3 separate regions of the Homo sapiens genome follow, and regions 1 and 2 are each linked to region 3. The links are chromatin loops, found by intact Hi-C in ENCODE. Cell type or tissue: heart right ventricle. All regions are shown on one strand.

Region 1 (8,000 bases), 460 kb before region 3:
GCTTTCTGAACTTGAAAAGTATTATCTTTCATCTATTCTCAAAAATTCTATGCCATTTTTACTGGCATTTCTCTAAAACCATCTTCTTAAACTCCAAGTGGACATTTATCAATTTGTGATTCTATTCTCCATTTCTCTTAAGTATTCTTTGCAGTTACCATTACTTTGTTTCCCTTGCTTCTGTTTTGGTTAATTTCTTGAGTGTTATCTTCCAGTTTCCCAATTCTTTCTTTAGTTTTGACTAATGTATTGTTACCCTGTGCTTTTAAATTTAATTTTTAGTTTTTAAAATATCTCTCTGTTCCTGCATTAGTTTGCTGAGGACAATGGCCTCCAGCTCCACCCATGTCCCTGCAAAGGAGATGATCTTGTTTCTTTTTATGGCTGCATAGTATTCCATGGTGTGTATATACCATATTTTCTTTATCCAGTCTATTATTGATGGAAATTTAGGTTGATTACATGTCTTTACTATTGTGAATAGTGCTGCAGTGAATATACACATGCATGTATCTTTATAATAGAATGATTTATATTCCTTTGGGTATATACACAGTAATGGGATTGCTGGGTCAAATGGTATTTCTACCTCTAGGTCTTTGAGGAATTGCCACACTGTCTTCCACAATGGTTGAACTAATATACACTCCTACCATCAGTGTAAAAGCATTCCTTTTTCTCCATAACCTTGCCAGCTTCTGTAGTTTTTTGACTTTTTATTAATAGCCATTCTAACTGGTGTGAGATGGTATCTCATTGGGGTTTTGATTTGCATTTCTCTAATGATCAGTGATGTTGAGCTTTTTTTCATGTGTTTGTTGGTTGAATGTATGTCTTTTGAGAAGTATTTGTTCATGTCCTTTGCCCACTTTTTAATGGGGTTGTTTGTTTTTTTTTCTTGTAAATTTGTCTAAGTTCCTTGTAAATGTTGGATATCAGACCTTTGTCAGATGGACAGATTGCAAAAATTTTCTTCCATTCTGTAGGTTGTCTGTTCGTTCTGATGATAGTTTCTTTTGCTGTGCAGAAGCTCTTTAGTTTGATGAGAACACATGGACACATGTGAAAGAGCAACACACGCTGGGGCCTGTCAGAGGGTGGAGGGGGAGGAGGGAGAGCATCAGGAAGAAGAGCTAGTGGATGCTGGGCTTAATACCTAGGTCATGGAATGATCTGTGCAGCAAACCACCATGACACACATGGTGTCATGTAATAAACCCATGTAATAAACCTGCACATCCTGCACATGGACCCCTGAACTTAAAATGTTTTCAAAAAAGAGAAAAAGAAAGAAAAAAATATGTGGTGTTTTGAGAGTACCTTATTACTTTCTCAGGTTTTTATTTCATATTCGTATTATTTCACTAACATTTTACACTTGGTTATTTTATTCTGCATCATCCATTTCAATATTTCAAATTCTTGAGGGTCTAATTCAGCTGTTGTTTTTGCTGACTCTCAATCATGGAGCCTATTTCCTCATGTACTTTGTACTTTTGGATTTTAAGTTCCTATTCAGCTGTATCTGGAGGAATCCTGCAAGACCTGAGTTGAGGGTGAGTTCCTAAGAGAGAATCTACATCTACTTCTGCCAGGCCCTGCAGGTCACTACCCATCTGAGTCCACATTAGATTAATTTGTTGGCCTAAGGTTTTCTGAATTGCACAGGTAGTATCAATTTAATGCCAGACCTTTGAGGGACAAGCCTGTGGTTATGAATTTTCAGAGAATATGTAATATTCTGACCCAGAGCCCAGGCTGAGAAGATTTCCTCGTTCTCTTTATGTGGTTTCTGTGGAAGTTGCACCCTTCATTATTTTGGTTTTATGTAAGGTCTCGGTTCAATTCCCCATCTTGCTTAGGCCTCAGTGTGGCCATTAAAATCCAAACCTCTTGGTTATCAAGATTGGCAGATGCCTACAGGGCAGCCATAGATTCAGCTAACACCTGCTTTCCAGCCCGTAATGAGCTCAACTATTTGTTTACCCTTCCTTTCTTATGAGCTCAACAATTAAATGGTTGTTTAGTATATTTCATCCAGCATTTCTAGGTACCTAGTTCCAAGTATTTCTCCAGACAGAAGCTTTTCATCATTTTTCTGATGAAGAAACTAAGGCGCAAAAAAATTAGTTGACTCTAACAAGACACAGCAATAGTAGAAAACCAAAACTGAGCCTCTGAACTCCTTGCTTACTTCTTTCTCAATCACGCATAATGCCTCAACTCTTAGAGCTGGCATTTGTTGTATCAGTCCTAATAACTCTTGAGGTATCTCTGAAATCAGTAGTAAATTTCTCCCAAATTATGATAACTTGCTAAAATAAGATGAGATTAAATCATTGTCACAAGGTCATTTGATATATTACAGCTGTGAGATAAGAAGACTGCATCTCTGACTTTCAAGGCTGTGGTGACATGTGTAGAAAATTTAGTTGTAACTATTTCTTCAAGCACATCCTGGTTTCTAAGTTTGAAGCCGAACCACTAATCATGGAGAGGAACTATTTGTAGTAATTAAACAGCCATCTCTTTAGGATTCATACAGGCATAGTTTATCAACAGCGTCAGAGCTTTCTCACATGCAAAAGCCTCACGTTCATTATTTACTGAATATTGGGGAAATAATTTGAAAAATCTGCACATTAGTTATGTATGCATTCTGAAAACAGTGAACACTATTTGCATCTTAAAAAGATCTGAGTAATGCTGTATAATATTGCAACTAGCAAATCTGAGACTAGAGAAAACTAATTTTGAGATTTCAACATAAAGAAAATAAGATGGATTAGGAATTTCAATTGACCTCTCTCAAATGACCCAGTGTTAACAAACCAACAACAACTACGTGCACAAACACACACACACGCACACTAATCCAGGGCTACTGGCTGTGGTTTTATTTTGCTTTGTTCCAAATTCCCAAATCTCCATGTAAAATGGAGACCTCATGGACATTCCAAATTTTTCTTCAATTTAATCTTGTCCTCAGATGGTGTTCACCTTACTTAGCCTTTGTCTTCAAATTCAAGAAAACCAGTTGTGGGTTTAAAACTTCCTGTAGAGGGCGCTATTGATATTGCCAACTATACTAAACTTTTTTTTTTTTTTTTAAAGGGTTCATAAACTACAGTTTCTGCTTAGAAGTCGTTAGATTGATATTTGGGAGTTAAATTTAAACCAAAACTCTAAGCGGACTAGTAACTATTAAGCTGTCTAATACTTTTGAAACAAGCGTCCCTCTGCTGGCTTATTTAATGCAGAAGTCTGAGCGGCCCCTCCCCTCCCCCTTGTATTATTTAATGAACAATTCCTCTTCTGGTCTGTATTAACAATGGTGCTTGGAACTCGGCATCGATAACACACTGTATGCCCTGTTGTGCTACATGTTGAATGATTTGTGTGTCTTTGAGAAAGTCCAGCTTCTCCTCTTAATCTGGTATCCTGGAGGCTCTGTAATTTACTCCTACAGTTCCCGGTCATAACGTATTTCATGTCAAGTAGGAGGGTTTTTTTTTTTTTCAAACTCTTAATAGAGATATTTTCAAACAAAGACAGAGGGCAAAGAGGATCTTCTTAAGATATTAAATGAGAACATAACCATCGCTTATTTGTCTTTTGTATTATTATGAGGCAATTGATGATTGCCTGGGGCTCTGCTGATGAATCAGACTTTTAATAAGTTTCAGCAAGAACGGTGTTCACGGAGATAAGTTAATTAATTGCTCTGCTGTGTGAAAGCTCATGTAGATAGTGTTTTATTCTACTGTGCAGTCCGTTCATAAAAAGGCACACAATTCTTTACTGCACTAATGCTTATCGGCAAACCTTCACAGAAAACATTATTTCACTCTTTTTAAAAATAAACTGTTAATAACCTTATTAAACCAGAAATGAAATATGTTACTGATCACTTGCCAAACGTGGTACTGAAAAGAAATCTTTCCTTTTGGAGCCTCTGATGTCTTGCAGCTAATTGTTTACAAAACTCTTCTAGATACTGACAGAAACTTCTCCCTTTATTACTTTTAACCGTGGGGTTTTGGCAAAGTGCTTCTTCTTCCTCCGCACCACTTGGCTGATTTCAAACCAGAAGAGTTCTGTATTTCTTTTTTACCATCTCTGTATAGCAGCATTTTAAGGGACCATAGGATAAAGACTTGGAAAGTGTCACATTGTAGTACAGTGGGGTTTTCTCCTGATGGCTACAATTTACATGCCAGGAGCCCTGTAAGCCCTCTAGCATTTTCTTGATGCTCTGAAGGAAAAAAAATTTCAAACAGTTCTTAGAGTCTGGAATGCTTTCCCTGGCAATTGACAACAGAGTTCAAGTCAAGTTTATGATTCGAACTCAAACTTAGCGTTTCCTTATGCACTTTTAACTCTTTGAAAGATGGGTTGAATATAATATAATATAATATAATATATGTATAGCACTTTCCTCCTGGTATATTTATTTTACTTTTATTGAATTTTCAAGTCTTTGTTGATAATTGTGTTTTGTAGATATTTTAAAATAGAGAAAACAATCTATTCAGTCTTGTCATCCTAGCACATTGGCTATTCGTTTCTTAGTTTAAAATTATCCACTAGGTAAAACAAATATGTTTGTATCATCGCTCAGTTTTCTGTTCTATTTCAAATTAATATTACATCATAATTTTATCAAAATTTTTTTCACATACGTTGGCATGGTCTTCAGACCTGTGGTAATAATCACACCTCTCTTAACGGGTGGCGTGCTGATCAAATAAGTTCAAATATCAGTAGCCAACACACAGTGTGGCACATAAGCACTTCACAGATGTTTTGCCTTTTCCTCCATCTTTTCTCACTGGTCGTTTAATTGGATTTCATTTGTAGCTACTAATCGGCCGTTATGTGCCATAGAATGAATGTTTTGAAAAGTAATCATGTGAGTAAATAAAACTTGTATTCAAAATGTTTTCATGCTTTCCAATATAATTACAGCGTAAAGTAAATGAAATCAGAGCAACTGGCCATTGAAGAATTGCTCTGTGCCACCACAAACTTTGCTGTGATATAAGATCTACTCCAATTCTGATGGTCAATCACTTGGCATCCCTCAGTGTGCTTTTTGGTGACAGCCACCTATATAATTTGCTTTCAACCCAATCTAAGTATTCCCATGTCCTCTGGGAAGGACTGGATGTGGTTCTTCTCACCAAATATCAGAACAACAAATCAATCTTCCATCTCTGTCTCCTTTTTCCTTTTCTATTTATCCACCCCCAGTGTTCCTTGCTCTTTACCTTCTATGTAATAAGCAGCTATTTTATTTGCTGTTTTGGGGTCTGCTTCCCACTAGCCTTTGCATTCCTAGCCGGGGTCCCTCCAGAGGACATCTCTCCTTTCCTAATGTGGCTGTTCTAGGAATGCCAAAGGGAATTTTTTCACAAAATCCTGTCCTTTGCAGGGACATGGATGGAGCTGGAGGCCATTTTTCTTAGCAATGTAATGGAGGAACAGAAAACCAAATACCGCATGTTCTCACTTGTAAGTGGAAGCTAAATGGTGAGAACACATGGACACAAAGAGGGGAACAACACACGCTGGGGCCTACCTGAGGGTGGACGGAGGGAGGAAGGAGAGGATCAGGAAAAATAACTGTTGGGTACTAGGCTTAGTATTTGGGTGATGAAATAGCTGTACAACAAAACTCTGTGACATGAGTTTGTCTATATGACAAACCTGCACAGGTACCCCTGAACCTAAAATAAAAGTTTAAAAAAATAAAGAAAAATTTCTTTAAAAAAGAGCATGCTTCTCACCATTCTTGATCTAAGGGACTGCTCTAAGCCTCAGCAGATCCTGGTCTCTGGCTGTGGTTGCCTCTTTGATTCTCTTCAAGTGGCTGGGTAATTCTATTAGCTTGGTGTAAAAATAATTGCGGTTTTTGGTATTATTTTCAATGGCAAAAACCGCAATTACTTTTGCACCAACCAAATACATGTTATGCCTTGCTTCTGACAGCCCAGGTTTATGTGGGATTACATGTTATGGGTTTTGCAATATTTGCCTTGTAGGTTTCACTTTGGGGTCTTTCTAATTCACTCTTGACCTTGACTGATGATAGATCAATATTTCCACTGCCTATCTGCCTTTCATAGACTCTTAGAATTTCAGTTTAGAGTGATCTGATAGTTCATCTAGTCAAATCCTCATTTTTATACATATAGAAAAGGAGATCAGGAGGACAGAAGAGATTTTCGAGGTACAGGTTACACCTTAGTCCCGTAACTAGACCTCATCTGTCTCATGACATGATTTCAGCTGTGGTGAGGGCAGGTTTACTGCCACCTCAGACCCTCTTTGTTTACTCAATTGTCCTTTTTAATTAAAGCCATCTCTCTCAACCCACAAAGCAGCAATTTTTTTTTTTTTTGAGACAGAGTTTCGCTCTTGTTGCCTACACTGGAGGGCCATGGTGTGATCTTGGCTCACCGCAACCTCTGCCTCTTAGGTTCAAGCGATTCTCCTGTCTCAGCCTCCCAAACAGCTGGGATTACAGGCATGTGCCACCACGCCTGGCTAATTTTATGTTATTTTTAGTAGAGACGGAGTTTCTCCATGTTGATCAGGCTGGTCTTGAACTCCTCACCTCAGGTGATCCACCCACCTTGACCTCCCAAAGTGCTGGGATTTATAGGCGTGAGCCACCATATCCAGCCATAGCAATGTTTTTAAGTCAAGAAATTTCAAATATTTTTACTGAGTCTGACTCGTCTCTCAAAATCATTGCTTCCTCAGACTGCATTTCACAAAGCAGCGAGCTAAAGGTTTAGATTTTCAAACAACTCTCCCCTGTTTCTTCTCTCTGCTCTATTTCTGCCCATCTCTCTACTCATTTAAACTTTTCTTGGTTACTTTGATATTTTGATGATTGATTGTGGATTCTGGTATCATTGCTTTTTCTTCTAGATCCTAATTACCTGTCCTATGTTCTCACCTAGTCTTATTGTGGTGAAAATTCAGGTCAACTTTTGGCTTCTAGTCTGACATAAAAAGAGCTTGGCAGTCAACACTGCCATCTTCTTAACTGAAGCTCAACAGCTGTCTAACAAAAAACAGGTTGTTCTAAATAATAATAGCAACTATATATTGGGGGACTATAGCTTAGGAATAAGTGAAAGGAATGAGAGCAACATTGTAAGAGATGAGGGGAGGAATTGGGAATTCTCTGTTACAAGATACCTGCATTACCTGTGAAATGGTGTAGTGTTAAAGTGGACTTGGGACTGGGCGCGGTGGCTCACGCCTGTAATCCCAGCACTTTGGGAGGCCAAGGTAGGTGGATCACCTGAGGTCAGGAGTTTGAGCCCAGTCTGGCCAACATGGTGAAACCTCATCTCTACCAAAAATACTAAAATTAGCCAGGTGCAGTTGTGCACACCTGTAGTCCCAGTTACTGGGGAGGCTGAGGCAGGAGAATCACTTGAACCTGGTCAAGGCTGCAGTGAGCTGACATCATGCCACTGCACTCTAGCCTGGGGGATGGAGCAAGACTCTGTCTCAAAAAAAAAAAAAAAAAAAAAAAAAAAAAAAAAAAAGTGGACTTGGATTGGTTGTAAATGTATATTGCAAACTCTAGGGTGACCACCACATTTTTTTAAAAAAAGAAATATAATTGATATTTTAAGAGAAGAGAGAAAATGGAATCATATAAAATATTCCATTAAATACAGAGAAGGCATAAAAAGAGTAGAAAGCAAACAAAGAAAAAGAAACAAGGGTAATGAATAGAAAACAGTTACAAATAGGGTAGATATTAATCCAACTACATCAATAATCACTTTAAATGTGAATGGCTTAAGTAAGCCAAGTAAAGGACAGGGACTAATGGAGTAGATTAAAAAAAATAAGACCCAGCTATATGCTGTCTACAAGAACCCACTTTATATATGAAAACACATGTAGATTAAAAGTAAAGGTAGGGAGAAAGGTACACCATGCTAATACTACTAAAAATAAATCTGGAGTCG
Region 2 (8,000 bases), 230 kb before region 3:
AGTAATAATGCGTGTGGAAATCCCAAGTTTGTTTGCAATTTAAAAAAGTTGAATTTCATACCATAGGTAGCCAACATTTTTAAAGATTAACAGGCTGTGTACAAAAAGAGGGTCTATCTGGCTCCTTCTTTAAGCCTCCACTTCTGCCTCACCCCAGTAAATCCTCTTGTTACTTTGGTGTCTAAGTTGAACATTTTTCTCAAATTGTACTTCGTTTTTCCTTGTTCCGCCAACAGACGTGAAAAAAAAAAAAAAAAACAATCTTGAAGAACTGATTTCTTATGCCTGCCTCCTACCCTGAGTTTACTCGCTGAACTTCTGTTAATTGTAACTCTTCCCTATAAAAGGAAAGGCTGGCCCAGATGGTCTGACAGCTCCTAGTGCTCACTTTGTGATATGGGTCAGTGAGTGCTTGGAGCATCAGCTTCAGAGCCAGGCAATCCTAGGTTCATGCCCAGTTTCCTACACTGACGTGCCTGGATGACTCTGGGCCAGTTATATAATATCTCTGAGCCTCAGTTTCCCATCAGCAAAATTGGTACAGTAGTATCCACCATGTTGGATTTTTTTTTTTTTTTTTTGGTGAGGATTTAAAAATACAGAGTAAGATAAAAGATTTCATAAGCAGCATTTCATGTAATTCCCATGGCTACATTATAAGGCAGAAACTATTATTAACCCCGTTCTACAGATGAGGAAATGAGGCTTAGGGAAGTTAAGCAACTGAATTCAAGTTACAGGGCTAGTACCTGTGGAGTTGGATTCAAGCCAGGCCCAGGCCCTGCTTTTGACCTCTGTGCCACTCCATCAGACAGCTTTATCCTCTACCCACACATGCTGATAGGACGAACAAAGGATGTTTCATTCTACCCTTTAAGATGGCTCTTTCCTCCATCATTCTGATTTCTTGCCAGACTTTGGTACCTCCAACTACGGGAAGTGCAAAGGACAAGAGAGTTGTTCTCTCCTATCTGCATTCTCAGTGCACAGGAGACATGGAAGGAACTCCAAAAAAAAGGCATTCTACCCCATGTTCTCAGAGTTGACTTATATAGTCAAAAAGAAGAGGGTCCTTGTTAGTGGCTGGAGTTAAAATCCCAAAGCACAGTCCGCCAAAACCTCATCCAGATGCAAGTGTGTGGTCACTGGTCATGCATTTCTGTTTGCTGAATTCCATACAGCCAAGGCAACTGCGTTGCCTTGCTGAAGATCCACAGGGGAAAAAAGTTATGTGTGCTAGGATGAAAAAACATGCAAGCAGAGTTCTCCCTCATTGTCAGGAATGTTTGATACAGCAATGTTTATTCCATGGCCTCCATCCATGGAAAATGTGCTATCAGACTTTAAGAGGAGTAAATCAACACAGGTCTTCCTTATTGGCCACTCATTTTGTTAAAATGACATAATATCATAGAGGATCATCTATTTCAATAAGAACAATTTTCTGAAATTATAATAGTACATGCATTTTAGTGAAATAACTACTGTAAGAGTCTTTTAAAAAGGTATCTAAGTTGTCATTAGGTACCATATGCTTTTCTTCAACTAATTTCTTACACCCTCTGGGAAAAGTTTACGATAATGATATCCTAACAGATTGTTGCCTTTCTTCATTGGAGTACATTCATTTATGAGGTCATTCTATTTGGGTGTGTCATTTTATATTTAACGTATGTATTATTCACATTAAGGTAGTATAATTCATTGTTTTCTGTATCAAGTAGAGATCACTACATAAGTCATTTATTTCTACCTTAAAAGATTGCTTCTTGTCAAATGCTCCACTGGCTTTACCATTCCTGTGATTTGAGTTGTATGATTGTTAATATAAAATATTTAGAATGATTGAAGTGTGGAAGAGTTCAAATTTGAATTGAAAATTTCCTGGTAGTCTCTTGGAAAATAGCACTAATACTCATTGACTGCTGGCTATATGCCCAGGCTTGTTCCAAGTTTTATGTGTGTTAACCCACCCATCCTCACAACAATCCCATGAGGTGTGTTATTATGACTATCCCCATTTTACAAACAGAAAAACCAAGACCTGAGAGGTTAAGTAACCTGCCCGTAGCTAAGGAGCTACTAAGTGCTGTTTCTGGGATTCAAACCCAGGAAGTCTGGCACCAGGATCTGCTCTCTTAACCCCTCCCCTCTGTTGCCACTTCAAACCCTGGGGTGATGGAACAGAATCGATTTTATTGCTTCTAAAGAGCATTTACTTACTCTTTTAAACGAGTGCAAATAGATCGTCCTCTTTAGCCAGGGAGAGAAGGAAGAGCTATTCAAGAAGGGATCTAAACAAGAAGCAAGAACTTGTTCTTTCTCATGCTCCATGGAAAGGCATGGTGAACAAGGCAAACTATGTCTTACTCCCCCTGGTGTTCAGAAAGGGAGCCTACCGGGGGCCCTTCATCAGATTTGGGGAAAGGGGCCCCAGGACGGCTTCAATTTCTTTTCTGTTCCTAGGCTGGAGAAATAAAAAGCAGCCAGGATGTGATACAGGGGTTTTTTTTCTCATCTGTTTTTGCTCTCAATGCTTGCAATGAGTTAGAAACAAGTCGACATCCACTTGCAGCCCTTGACAGACAAAGTTATTAAAATTTCTAATTTCCTAAAATTTCTCCTGTCCTCCACCCCATCCATTCTGCTACGCCCCTGGCCTTCTGCCAGGGTGTCTGGTTTTCCATAATTAAGATGGTGGTTCATATAATCTTTTTTTTCCCTGTCTTCTACCGTGGCTGCTGGGCATCTGTTCCAAAATGTCTATCACAGTTGCCTTGGTATTGTCAGCTTGGAGTTTCTGATAGCCCAGCATTTGATAGAGAAAAATTTAAGATCACCTCGAATTTTCAAGGCAACTTGGGACCTTGATTCCTTTCATTAGATACAATAATACTTGAACCGTTCGTTTGAAAGAGTGGCTCAGCCCTGGCTACCTGTTGCTCTCACTTGGGAGCTTTAAAACAAATACCAGTACTTGGGCCCATCCCCAGAAGGTTTGAATCATTTCTTCTGGGGTGGAGCCCAGGCATCAGTATTTTTTTTACATGAGGTCACGGTTGCAAAACACTGGGCTGAATTAATCTTCTGGCTTAAATTTGAATACCAAGACCCTGAAAGGCCTTGGCTCAGAAATAAGTAAAATTCATTTAAATGACCAGTTGTAGCTCCCATGACCTGCCTCTTGAAATGCAAAAAAGGGTTTTCGCCATGCAGTTATAGTCATTCACAGATTGGTGGGATAGCATGAAGTTCTTCACTTCACACTTTCTAAGGGCCCCCTCTACCCCGCACCCCTGGACCTCCTCTGGCCATATCCTCTTCTTTTCAGCTTATCTTCAGCCTTAGACAAACCTCAGGGCATTCATTAGAAATTATTTTCATGACAGTGGCTGTTGTACTGAGTGTTCAGTAAATAAAAATCTGTATGTGACTTAGTCCAATAAGCAGAGGCTATTGTTATGGTGTGAGGCTGCTTCTATTTCTTATCTGTGAAATAGAAGCAATGATGCCTGCCTTGCCAAATTGTTCACAGTTTATATAATTTATATGAAATATCCTGATCTACCCACTATCACGCAGCAGTAATGCCTCTCTTTTCCAGTTATTTGGAAACTTCCCAGTTCAGTGAAGGGATTTCTCTTATTCTCTTATTCTAACAGGCAGCCAGTTCCTCTTCTTACTACGGTATTGCCCAACAGGATCAGCTCAGCTTTTCAGGGATGTCAGAGAGGAATGGCTCTCATATCTCTCGTCAGTCTTTAGGGTCTCGAGACCCTAAAGACTGACAGCAATCCAGGACTTTTGTGGTCTACATTTGTAGCACAAATGATAAGACTGAGCAGGTTTCCTGAACTTACCTCTGTTTGTTTACTGAAACCTCTTACCACTGGGGCAGCTACAGCAACTGACCACGCCTGCTTATTGTCTGTCTCCTGTCTGGTCACCTCTTCTAGTTCTGATTTGCCCCAGAAGGCTTAGCATCTGTCAGTCTACTTTGCCCTCAAAACCTTCCAGAAGATGTTTCAGCACCCAAGGAAAATAAACAGGCTTCTCTGGAGCCCAGGGGACAAGACATAGGAAATCTGCATTTCAGTGGGTAAGAGAAGGAAGAGACCATGGTAGCCAGTGGCAGAAGAAAGTGTAAATTTCAAGAACATTCTACTGTGTGAGGGTGGGTGGCTGTCATGGAGATGAGGGGACATGCTGGCCAAGGGGTGGGCTCTTAGGGTCCAACAGCAGCATCCAAGGTGCTAGAGACAATATGCTGCATGTTATTGATTTTCATGTAACATTTATCTGGCTTTTCTAGGAAAATCCTTATAGACATTTCCTCTGCTGTGACCAAGTCCCTCTCATTGGCCAGACACTGTGCTAATAGTTGAGAAGAAGAAAGAACAGTCTTGGTTCATGAACTACAGTCTAGCTGGGGGGAGAAAAGATTATTAGATAGGCATTGAACATTGATAGATTTAACTACATTAAAAACAAACAAAAACCCTTAAGCCAAACTTCCAATGCCCCTTCTCCCCCACGTCCCCTCTTCCCGCTTAATTTAGGATAGTGATTAAGATCCCAGACTTCTAAACCAAGTTGTCTGTTTAAACGGTGAGTTTACCTCTTGCCACCTGTGTCATCTTGGACCAAATGGTGCCTCGGTTTACTTGCTTAAACATTGATAAAAACACTCACAGGTTGTTGTAGAAATTAAATAAAACAATACGTGCGAAATCCTCAGAGATGAGTTTAGCCCATAGCAAGCACTCAACAAAGGTTAGATTGCTAACATTAATCCACTGGCATATGTTTAAAAAGAGAAGCTGAGGATGGACACAGCAGCAGGTTCTGCAGGGAAGTCCAAGGGGCTAATTTATTACCCAGTCCTCCTTCCACCTCCTCCCTTTCCTTGGAGAGTTGTCCTGGAATCAGACGCCCAGCGTGCGGGTCAGCCAAGCTGTTCAGCTGCTGTTGGTCCCTGAATTCTTCTTTCTGGCCTCTCTAAACAGAGCAGAGAGGATCTGGGGCAGCCAACAGACAACTCTGTATTCACTGTTGAGCAGGCAGGCTGGCAAGCAGGGAGTTTCTTTGCTTTAAAAGATAGCAGGGACAGTCAGGGGTTGAACAGTTGTGTTGCTTTCAGGAAACACGTTGGCCTTCTAGGGTTAGGAAGGGCCCCTTTAAACACAGAGCCACAACATTCTCCTGGGATGACCTTTGCTTCATGGCAGTCATGAGTCTTGTTCTCAAAGCTCTGACCATCCATGATTCATATGTTCCCAATGGCTGTCTCAGCTTTTTATAAGGGATGGCATCTATTAAATTGTAAAAGTTAATTTTTGTTTGTCAGAGACATCATAAACATGTGAAGGCTCTTTCCTGTATTGAGTGTCCACCCTCAAAGAAGCTTCAGTATTGATTATGCTTCTGTAAGTAGAACTGTTGGCCAGTGATTGACAAAGGAGTATAGATTTGAAAGGATAGGCTTCTATGGCACATTCAGAAAACATGGACTCTCAATGTTGGAAGGAACCTTGGAGACCTCCCAATCCAACCTTCCAATCCAATGTACAACTTCCAAACAGCCCTGAGAGGTGGCTACCCACCTTCTGCCCCAGCCATTCTGTGAAACTGTGGACTCACTGCTCATGTGATGGCTACTTGGACAGCCTGAACTGTTCCTGAATCGTTAGAGGGTACTACTTCTATGGAGCCAGTTACATTTTTCTGGTATTTCTACCCATAGGACTTAGTTCTGCTAATTTGACTAAGCCCATCAATCTCTTCTCCCAAATGATACCTGTCTTGTTTCTCTTGAATTTCCTCTTTTCAGACCCAAATCTCAGTTAGGCAAAGTTTTTGTCATTTGTCATGATTCTGTAGTACCACCCAATTTGTGAAAGTAACAAACTGCTCACTTCCAATGCCAGCTGATTAATTACCTACTCCTAATAGCAACTTCAGGAACAATGGGAAATGTACATCTCAGTCTAGTCTGTTTGAAAATCTTATCCTCAAATCTGTGCTTTTTGGAAACCCATGAATACTTGAGACCGAGTGCTGAAAAAAACATATGTTTTTCATTTTCACCTGACATATTGCATCTTAAGGCATCCTGCTGGGTGTGCAGCAGCTGAAAAAGTTCGAAAAAATGTGGCTGCTCAAAACTATAGCAACAGAGGGACACATGATGAAGCAAAACAAGCAATGCGTAAAGCATTTTGGTTTATAGCTGGGGAATTATAATCATTCTGATTAAGTAGATTTCCATATAAAAAGACAATAGTGTGGCTAAGAGTCTCAGAAAAATTCCAAGTATATTTTCAACCATTTTCTACTTTGATCACCACCCTACTTGCTAAGAGAGTGACTTTTTGCATGCAGAAGACATATGTTTATAGAGTCTTTCAATATTTAGTCAACATTAATTTATTGACTACCTCCCTTGTATTCCAGGCAGAGTATGTATGGTACAGAACGCTATGAGGTACGTATGACTCTTGCCCCCGTGTTAGATATGAGGAAACCAGGCAGAAACATTAATAACCTATCCAGAATTACACAGCAAGTAAGTGGTTAGGCTGGAGTCAGAATCCAGAGCTCTGACCCCAGAGCACATGGCTCAACCACTACAGGGTACCACCAGTGGGACTCAGAGACGTACGGAAACTTTTCAATACCGACCCGCTCTGAGTGTATCTTGGTCAGGGCCATTGATTCTTCTTCTCTGTGACAAAGATTTCAGGGATGTTGATTCCTAATCACTGACTGCTTTAATCTGCCTCCCACTGGGATACTGGAATAACTGGGATACTCTGTAGCACCCTTCACAGCTGTTTGTGAGTTGCCTTCTGTGTGGAGTGTAATCAAAACAGCCTTAAAAACCAAGCATCAGAAACCCTGCGTTAAAGCCTCAGCTCTGCCAAATACCAGCTGTGTGGCCTTGAGAAAGGCACTCAATCCTTTGAGATTCAGTTTCTTCATTTGTAAAAATGACCACCTCCCAGGGTTATGGCATGAATTATTTTGTTTAACCAATATTGAGCATCTTGTATGTGTCAAACACTTGGCAAAGATTTGAGTACACACTGCAGATGAAAGAGATGCCAGTGCTGCCTTTTTCGGAGGGGGCGGCAGAGGGGATGAAGTCTCCCTCTGTTCCTCTATCACCCAGGCTGGAGTGCAGTGGCAGCGTGATCTCGGCTCACTGCAACCTCCGCCTCCCAGGTTCAAGCGATTCTCCTGCCTCAGCCTCTCATAATTCTGCCTTGTTGTGGAGCTTGCAGTCAAGTAAGGAAGCTAGACAAAAAGAAATAAGCAAATATATGAATAATCACAAGTTGGGATAAGGGTTGCAAAAGAAATGAAAGATCTTGGCCTTGGGAAATTGAGTGGAGGGAAGCACCATAAGGCGGCGCCAGGGATGGTGTCTCGGAAGAGAATGTGTTTGAAAGATGAGGAGGCACCTGCCAACAGAAGAGTAGAGAGAATGACAGGCTTAGGCATGGCGTCTTCAAAGCCTCTGTGCTGGAGAAAAGGAGTCAATGAAAATTCACCATTTTATGCATATAAGGGCACTTTGTAACTAAAGTAGGCTAAACCCATGTCAGAAATTTCTCTTGCAAATAGAAAATAGCACTGGCCACTTCCAAAGCACAGCTTGGACCGTGTTCTTCCCATAAGAGTCAAGACTAACATTCCAACCCAGTGAAGTTTGTTCCATTTCCACAAGATAACAGCCTTTATCCCCCTACACCAAAATTGTAGGTGCCTGGACTGAATAAACATAAGCACCAGTGTTTCCCCTGATTTCTAGCAGCTACCAAGGAACAGAACTTCCTCCCTCTCTCACTTTTCCATTTCCTCTACCTCCTGTCCTTGCAGATTGGGCAGCAATTTCGAAAAATTTCCTGAAGTTGACTGATGACAGGACATGGATGTCTGAAGTCTGAACTGCCTGGCCAGGACTAGGAAGAGATGTCAGGAAAGGAGAAGTGAGGGTC
Region 3 (8,000 bases):
CAGGATGTTTTAAAACTCTCAACCTAAACAGTTTTTTGGAAATGCTAGAGAAACATTTTATTAATTAAAACCACACAAATTCAGAATTTGTAAAAAGTCTCTTGGGACTGAGTGGAGATTACGTTTTGAATGTTAGTAAATAAGAAACATTTATTAAACAACAAGTACACTGGATTCCATAGTGACTTGTTTAATTTTTCTAAGACATCTGACTGTGCCTTCTAGGGAACAAGCTGGATCCTTCTTATTCCTTGTGTAAATCCACTCTGGGCAGAGCCAGGTACCTCATGGGTGCATAATAAAAGAAGTTTTAAAATTATTATTATTGAATGACATAATATACACGGCTTATATGCAAATGAGGCTACTTACAAATGGAAGTTATCAATAGTCAGTCAAACCCACTTGGAAGTAACACTGTGAAAAGGGCTCTTCTCATACCTAAAAGTAATTCAACTTCACTCTATAATATTCAGGCTTTCAATTATTCCTTCCCCTTTTAGTCTACAAGATTAACATGTTGTATAATTTTAGATTTAATTAATAAAATTATTTAAACTGGTAGTAGAATGTTAGATGAGTAGTAATCAAATATATTTCATCTGACAAATCAGATGCTTTTACATATTTTGCTTTTTTGACTGCTTACTAGTTTATTTTAGTACATTAGCATTTTTCTTTTCACCACAATCAAATCAAATAATTCTAACATGAAATGTCATTTTTCTGCAATGTACTGTTATGGTATAACATTCTTTTCATACATAGCATTGTAAGTAGTATTGTTTGCCACTGTCATTGAATTCCATCCATTATATTGAGGTATTGCTTTTGCAAAGACAGAACATTGGGATGTAACACAAAATGAGATGTTCTTCACATTTTCATTGTCAGCCAACAGTGGTGATATTGAAAGAGAAAGAACAATTGTGTGTACACAAATTTCTCTCTGAACTTTTTCAGTTTTCAATCTATAAGTGGGTATCATACACAAAAGTCGGTCATACATTACATCCCTGACATTGTTCATACACTACATCTGAACAATGGCAGAACAAAATAGTCACCTACAACTGTCACTAATTTTGAAAAAGAAGGGGGGATTTACTTCTCTATAAAATATTCTTTAAATTCATTGTGAATAATAGAAAAGGAAAACATGTAATATTCCAAAGCAGAGGCTTTCTGCATCCCCAATTCCTCTCCCTTTCTTCTACTGCCCTGCCCACTTGTGTTGCCTTCACACACACACACACACACACACACGCACACACACTTCATGTGCATGAAGATATTCACAGCACTTAGCTCCCTCTAAAAATGGGCTGGAATTCTATAGTTGAAAAATCTAGATTCAGACCTCTGACTCCAGTACATGGGGCTTTTCCATGCAATAGGTGAAGTCAGACGTTTGTCATTTGAGACACAGAACCCTGACTTGTTACTTCATGACACAGCCGGTGGTTTAACTACTCCCATCTTGATTCCAGATTTAAACACATAGTTGAAAAGAAATGTAGCCCTTCCTGAATTGGAGAATCATAAATGGGAAAAGGGGAACCAAAGTTCCCTTTTAAACCTGCATCTTTGCTTTTGTTGTTAACTAATAAAGTCTGTAGTTGATAGCTAAGCACTGAATGAAAATTAATTGTTAAATTCTGAGAATTGAACCTTCTTGTATTTTAATTTTGTTCAAACGTATTTTTTTCTTTTTCTTTTTTTTGTAAAAAAAAGAAAAAGCACAAACTTTCTTCTGCCTGCAACATTTCAGTAGGGTAAAACATCCTTTCTTTGTATTTGAATTCACTTTTTTGATGCAAGAAGAAAGGGAAAGATCTTGATGCAGGAAAATGGCATTGGCTCACAGATGCTATCTGCCATGCTTTTGTGCAGCTTACTTTATAACATACATGGGGCAGGATTTCTAGACTCTACCTTTCCTCACCTAATAATTCACCCTTTCAGTCCCTGTGCACATATTTATCAAGGTTGGGAACTTTTTTTCCGATTATTTAAAAGTCGTCATTGCAGTTACTTCCTCTGAAACAGACCACCTCTTTCATTAGGAATATTTATGGGAAATAATATATTTGTACAGTTGAAAGTATCACCTGTTTTGCTAAGTCAGTTCTTGTCTGAACTCAAATATGCTGTTAGAGGGTTTACTCAACAACACTCACTAATGGAAAGCACTAATCAAAACTTTTCTACAGCAGTAAATTTTTATATTCTTTAACCACTGGATTCCAATTAAATGTATTCAATATAGCAAGCTTTGATTAAACAAATTTTTAAAAAGAGATTATGTATACAGCCCTGTGGAAAACAAGGCAGGTTAGGTATGCAGGCACTTGTATATTCTTAATAGAAGTCTTTACCTGAAGGTAAAACCCAATAAAGTGTACCCTATAATGTGCTAGAGACCCTATGTTGATTTACCTGTGTTACATCGTCAGCAGAAATCAACTTTACCAGGTACACACCATGCTTATATATTTAATGCATATAAAAATGCATATAAAAGATCCTTTTTTCTTTATATAAAGAATTACTGAATTTCATTAGGCCACATTTTTCTCTAAAAAAGTTCTTTGTTAACCATGGGATAACTGATTGCAAATAAAGGAAGTTACGGCACTGTGCCGATGTTTATAAAGGGAGGGAAAATCCTTAATGTGAGCCTACAATTTCGATGAAAAAGAAAAACCATCATAAATACAAGAGCTGGCCTTACTCTAACATACATTAGCAAGATCTTTCAAAGGATCTCCCTGCTTTCACTGACATATAAGTATTTTCCTAAATGACTCAAAAAAAAGACGTTAGGATACTTAATTGAAGTCTATAAGGAGAGGTCTGGGAATAGGAGGATGAAAATCATTTGGTTTTTGTTTTGAAAAAACAAAAAAAAAATCCATTTTTCCTCATCTGAGGATATTTAAACACAACATCTCTATACATTTTCCATAAAAATATCACAGACCTTTCATATGTCAGATTCCCCTCCCCCACTATAAGTTTCAGGATTAGTTGCAGCCTTAGAAAAATATTTAATTCTCTTTGCTCTGTGACTTGGCTTAATGAATCTAGGTTGAGTTTCTTTAGGAAATATAAGAAGCCTCTTGACAACTGAGAAGCCTCCCAGACACTCATTTCTGTCAGAGTTTTCCAAAACCACACGAATAAGCTGTGGCCAGGGAGGTGCCTACATCCGACAAGAAAAGAAGAACACGGGCTTCCTTCCCTGACCTCTGCTATGTTTGAGTGAGAAATGTGTTTATTGCTCAGTCTCACTGAGTGTTTAACTGTTCCAGTTGTGCAAATTATGAGCACTTTCAGTGAAAATTATGAGCGCAGAAGCCTTTCTTTATTATTTCCAACTGTCTGATCTGTTTTGTCCTTGTTCACCACCACCTTTGAGAATTGCAAAAAAAAAAAAAAAAACTATGCCAGTTATTTTTGTAATACTACCATTGCATTAAAACCTTTAACCATAAAGTCCTCTAGTGATTTTTCTTTCCCTCAAAATTTGTATTGCTTTTAAAAAGCATTGCATTAAGATTCTGAACGTTTAACGGAGAGAAGGGTGACATTAGTACACATCCTTTTTAAACTCCTGATTGAAACAAAACAAAAACTACGCAAAAGACCTGCTTCTTTGCCTTGGGCCCTGACTTTTTAGGGGGCAGGGTCTTCTGCGAGGGGCGGTTAAGTGGCAGGGAAGCGCAGATCCCGCTGCACGCCGCAGCAGCCCGGGTGTGGAGCGCGCAGAGGGGGCACCTCGGCTGAGTTTCGGGCACGCTGCGCACCCACGGGAGGATTTCAGGGAGGCGGTGGCCAAGTCGGGGAGCGCATGCCGGGGCCGTACTCCCTCCTGGGACAGCGAGCCTTCCGAAAGTCCGAGCCCCAAGAAAAGTTGACCCTGGGTCTGAGAGTAAGAGGGAGGAGCCGAGAGCATGGACTAGAGAGGCACGGAGCCTCCCGGGCCCTGAGGCTGCCGCCTCCCTCCGCAGCAGCCACCTCCTCCCGCCCTTTACAAAGACAAGCTCCTTGCTCCCAGGAGTCGGCCTGCCCATCCCTGAAATGTGCACGTGAAGGAGGTAGCCTTGGTAGCCAGGGAAGGTGCGGTGCCCGTGCCGGGGCCGCGGGGCGTGCGGGAGTCCTGGGCGTCGCCGCACCTGCCGGTCTCCTCTGGGAGTCCTGGGCCGAATCCTCAGTTCGGGCGCCCTCTGGCGCCGCCGTGGGGAAATCATCCGGCGCCAGGCGCCATGCCGCACAACACTGTGGAGCAGCCCTGCCGGCGGGGTGGGTGCCTCCTATCTAAGGCACTGGACCAGGGGCTCTGCCAGCAAACATGGTTCTTCCATCAGCGTGTCGGGGTTGCAGAACCTCAGGGCATGGTTTCCCTCGGCAAGGTGTTAGACGCCAATTATCTTCCCCCGACAGACTTCTGTGAGACTTCAAAGGGAAGAGAAAGGAGGATCCCAAGACTTCCAACTCCCTCTTCCTCCCTCCCTACACACGCGCGCACGCGTAAACACACCCACATGCACACAAACACACACACCCTATTCTTTACCTATCCACAGGATCTCTAACATTATTCTTAACCCCATGTGATGGCTTTTTTGATATGTCAACTTGACTAAGCTAAAGTTCCCATTGATTCACCAGACACTAATCTAGCTGTTACTGTGAAAGGGTTTGATGATGTCATTCAAGTCATTAATCAGTTCACTTTTAAGTAAGGGAGGTTATACTGGATAACTTGGGTGGGCCTGGCCTAATCAGTCGGAAGCCCTCAAAGCACAGCCAAGACTCCCCAGAGAGAGACAGAGACCGAGACAGAGAGGAGGTCACATCCATGAACAACAGCGCAGCCATGCCCAGAGCTCCATTCTGCTTTTTAGCTTCCCCTCCTGACTCCCTGTCCTGTGGACTTTGGATGTGCTTAGGCAGCTCCCACAACACCATAAGCCAATTTTTTTTTTTTTTTTTTTTTTTTTTTTTTTTTGAGATGGAGTCTTGCTCTGTCACCCAGGCTGGAGTGCAATGGCACGATCTTGGCTCACTGCAAGCTCCGCCTCCCAGGTTCACGCCATTCTCCTGCCTCAGCCTCCCGAGTAGCTGGGACTACAGGCGCCTGCCACCACGCCCGGCTATTTTTTTTGTATTTTTAGTAGAGACGGGGTTTCACCGTGTTAGCCAGGATGGTCTCGATCTCCTGACCTCATGATCCACCCCCCTCGGCCTCCCAAAGTGCTGGCATTACAGGCGTGAGCCACCGCGCCCGGCCAGCATAAGCCAATTCCTAGTAAGACATCTCTGAATGGATATATTGGTTCTGTGTCTGAGGTTGAACACTAGCTGGTACAACCCACACAATCCAAATCAGAAAAAGTATGAAGGAAATTCAGAGTGCCAGAAGATGCCACCTCATCCCTCCTATCTGTCAGTCAGTATTCTCTGAATGTCTAGCAGTGGCAGGCACAAGACACTGTACTCTGGAGATACCTCCAAGGACAGAGCACACTGGGTTTCTTCTTCGATTTGGGCTTCAGTGCCTGCTGCTAAGTTAGATGGGTGAATAAGAGAGGCAGTGGCTATAAAGGTTAGTGAAGCTCTCTCTCTCTCTCTCTCTCCCTCTGACACACACACACACCCCTCCATGTGACAACTTTGGAGTTTTTAAACCTAGACCAGAAACCAGCTTTAATTAATGGTTTGTTGTGGGTACTTGTGGCATGCTTGGAGCTACACAAAAATACAGTAGGAGGAGGACGCCTGTGAGGAGAAGCAGACAGCAGTCTTTGCCTTGCGGGCCCTCTATCTATCACCACTAAAGGTAAAATGCTGTTTATCCATTGCCAAACCTCCTGAGTCATCCACCCCCACAGTGCATTTTCTTTGCACTTACTGTTTCTATGCATGGCAAAGGGGTGACACACTGATAATGGATCAGAGCAGTAAAATGTTGGCAAAGACTCAACAGGCTGGGAAGAGGAAGCCTCCTCTCTAGATTGATCCAGGGCTACTGGTCCTAGACCAAATTGGAATGTCCAATAAAGACCGCATTCCTTCTCTAACATCTACCCCTTCCCTGAGCATCAAGGCCTGTTCCAGGATGGCAGTAACCCTGTGTAATTCAATCCAACAAATGTTTAATGAACACCTACCATGCTACAAGTCCACCCTCTACAATCTGGTGTCCTGAAATGGCTTTTGTAATTATCATTGGCCTGCAAATGGCTTGCTATATTAAGTGGATAACTTTCATGGATATTCTGTTGGCTTCTCCATGAATTTTTACCTCTTGGGCTATTTTCTCCTGGAGATTCACACCGTCCCTTGGGCTCAGTCACAACTCTGTCTGGATTTTATCTCCTGTTTGTCTTGTTTGTTTCTTTTCAGCCCTCTTTAGAAGGATTTCCTTCTCACCCCCACTCCTCCAGATTTTAAAGTAGGTGTGTTCAAGGCTCTGTATTGGCCACCTTCCTGACCCTATTCCTATCTATTCTCCCTCCTCGAGAGATGAACAGACCTCTGCTGACCTCCAAGTCCTTATCTCTAGCGTGGACCTCTCTCCTGAATCCATTATTCTCTCTGTGTGGACACTTGGGCATACCATAAGAACCACGAATGTAACACTTTGTTAAGGAACCTCATCGTCTTCTTTCTCTTGCCTCTAACCTCTTAATCATCTGGAAAACACGAGCTGAATTAACAATGCCAGAAACTGCATTCTCCCAAGAGCTCATGACAGAAATTTCAGAGGCATTCCAGATTTCCTCTTGCTTAGCTCTCACATCCAACTAGAACCCAAGATGTAAGGGTTCTCTGAAGAGTACCTCTAGTCCCTGCTCCTCCCTCTGATCCCCACATGGGTTTAGGCCTTCACAAATCTTTTCTTGGGGCAAATGGTCTTCTGTTGATCTCTCTGCCTCCATATCGCTATTCTCTCTCATTCATCTTCCTAAAATGCAAATCCCCCCGTGATATCTCCCTACTTTAAAAGAAATGTCAATGACAAAAATTCCTTAAGACTGAATAGTATTCCATTATATATGTACACCATATTTTCTGTCATTTGCAACAGCATGGATGAACCTGGAGGACATTATGCTAAGTGAAATAAGCCAGGTGCAAAAACACAAATACTGCAAAATCTCACTTATACGTACAATCTAAAAATGTTGAACTCACAAAAGTAGAAAGTAGAACGGTGGTTGTCAGAGACTGGGTGTGGGGGTGGAGAAGGAAGGGGAAGATGATAGTCAAAAGGTACAAAGTCCAGTTAGACAGGAGAAATAAGCTCTGGTGATCTATTGCACAGCATGGTGACTATAGCTCACAATAATGTATTGCACATTTCAAAATTGCTAAAAAATTGAAGTAGATTTTAAATGTTCTTGCCACAAAGAAAACATAAATATGTGGAGTGACATCCTGATTTAATCATTTCATGATATATACATGTATCATAGCATCACATTATACCCCATTGTACGAATATATACAATTCGTCTTTGTCAATTAAAACTAAAGACATTTTTTAAAGTGTCAGTGGTTTCTTGAAAGCTTTCTTTGACTCTCTCCACTGCTTCCCACACTCTTTCTGGGCTAGCTGGCAGGTGGATTTATCTTTGTTCCTTTCATATCCTAAGTTAATCCCTACCATTGCTCTTGGCACAATGTAGCATTTTCTTATTTAATAAGATATTTCAAACATACGTAAATATAACAAAATAACAAATACTCACATACCTACCACCCAAACTGAACAAAATTTTATGGTATTAATTTCAGTACATCTTTTTTTTTCTAAGATAGGGTCTTGCTCTGTTGCCCAGGCTGGAGTGCAGTGGTGTGATCATGGCTCACTTCAGCCTCAACCTCCCTGGCTCAAACAATCCTCTCACCTCAGCCTCTCAAGTAGCTGGGACTGCAGGTGCTTGCCACCATACTTGGCTAATTTTTATTTTTTCTTTTTTTGTAGAGAT

What was found. Hi-C counts contacts between places; a loop is a spot of excess contacts. Peaks named below come from ENCODE experiments on the same cell type or tissue, not always from the same donor. Only the 100,000 strongest peaks of a DNase experiment are listed, where the experiment ranks them.
Region 1: a loop joins it to region 3, with 11 times the contacts of the local background. A loop is called at or near these places in 102 of 110 quality-filtered maps.
Region 2: it touches region 3 in a loop (14-fold over the local background); 38 of 110 quality-filtered maps call a loop at or near these places.

What each region holds. Positions count from the first base shown.
Region 1 is chr7:28,386,539-28,394,538 of GRCh38, forward strand. It overlaps a transcript of CREB5 not described here. Among named protein-coding and RNA genes, the nearest start is that of CREB5, 22 kb to the right of the region's middle. In heart right ventricle, CTCF peaks have their summits at 3,063 (motif pointing right) and 3,275; no DNase peak of the experiment used is centred here; H3K4me3 peaks cover 1,174 bases; H3K27ac peaks cover 597 bases.
Region 2 is chr7:28,624,436-28,632,435 of GRCh38, forward strand. The region is part of intron 5 of CREB5 (cAMP responsive element binding protein 5); the gene reads left to right. Among named protein-coding and RNA genes, the nearest start is that of CREB5, 220 kb to the left of the region's middle. In heart right ventricle, a CTCF peak has its summit at 2,410 (motif pointing left); a DNase peak (open chromatin) is centred at 4,945; H3K27ac peaks cover 3,558 bases.
Region 3 is chr7:28,850,139-28,858,138 of GRCh38, forward strand. No RefSeq gene overlaps it. Among named protein-coding and RNA genes, the nearest start is that of TRIL, 100 kb to the right of the region's middle. RefSeq lists a silencer at 3,976-4,175. In heart right ventricle, a CTCF peak has its summit at 4,227 (motif pointing left); a DNase peak (open chromatin) is centred at 4,233; H3K4me3 peaks cover 1,315 bases; H3K27me3 peaks cover 609 bases.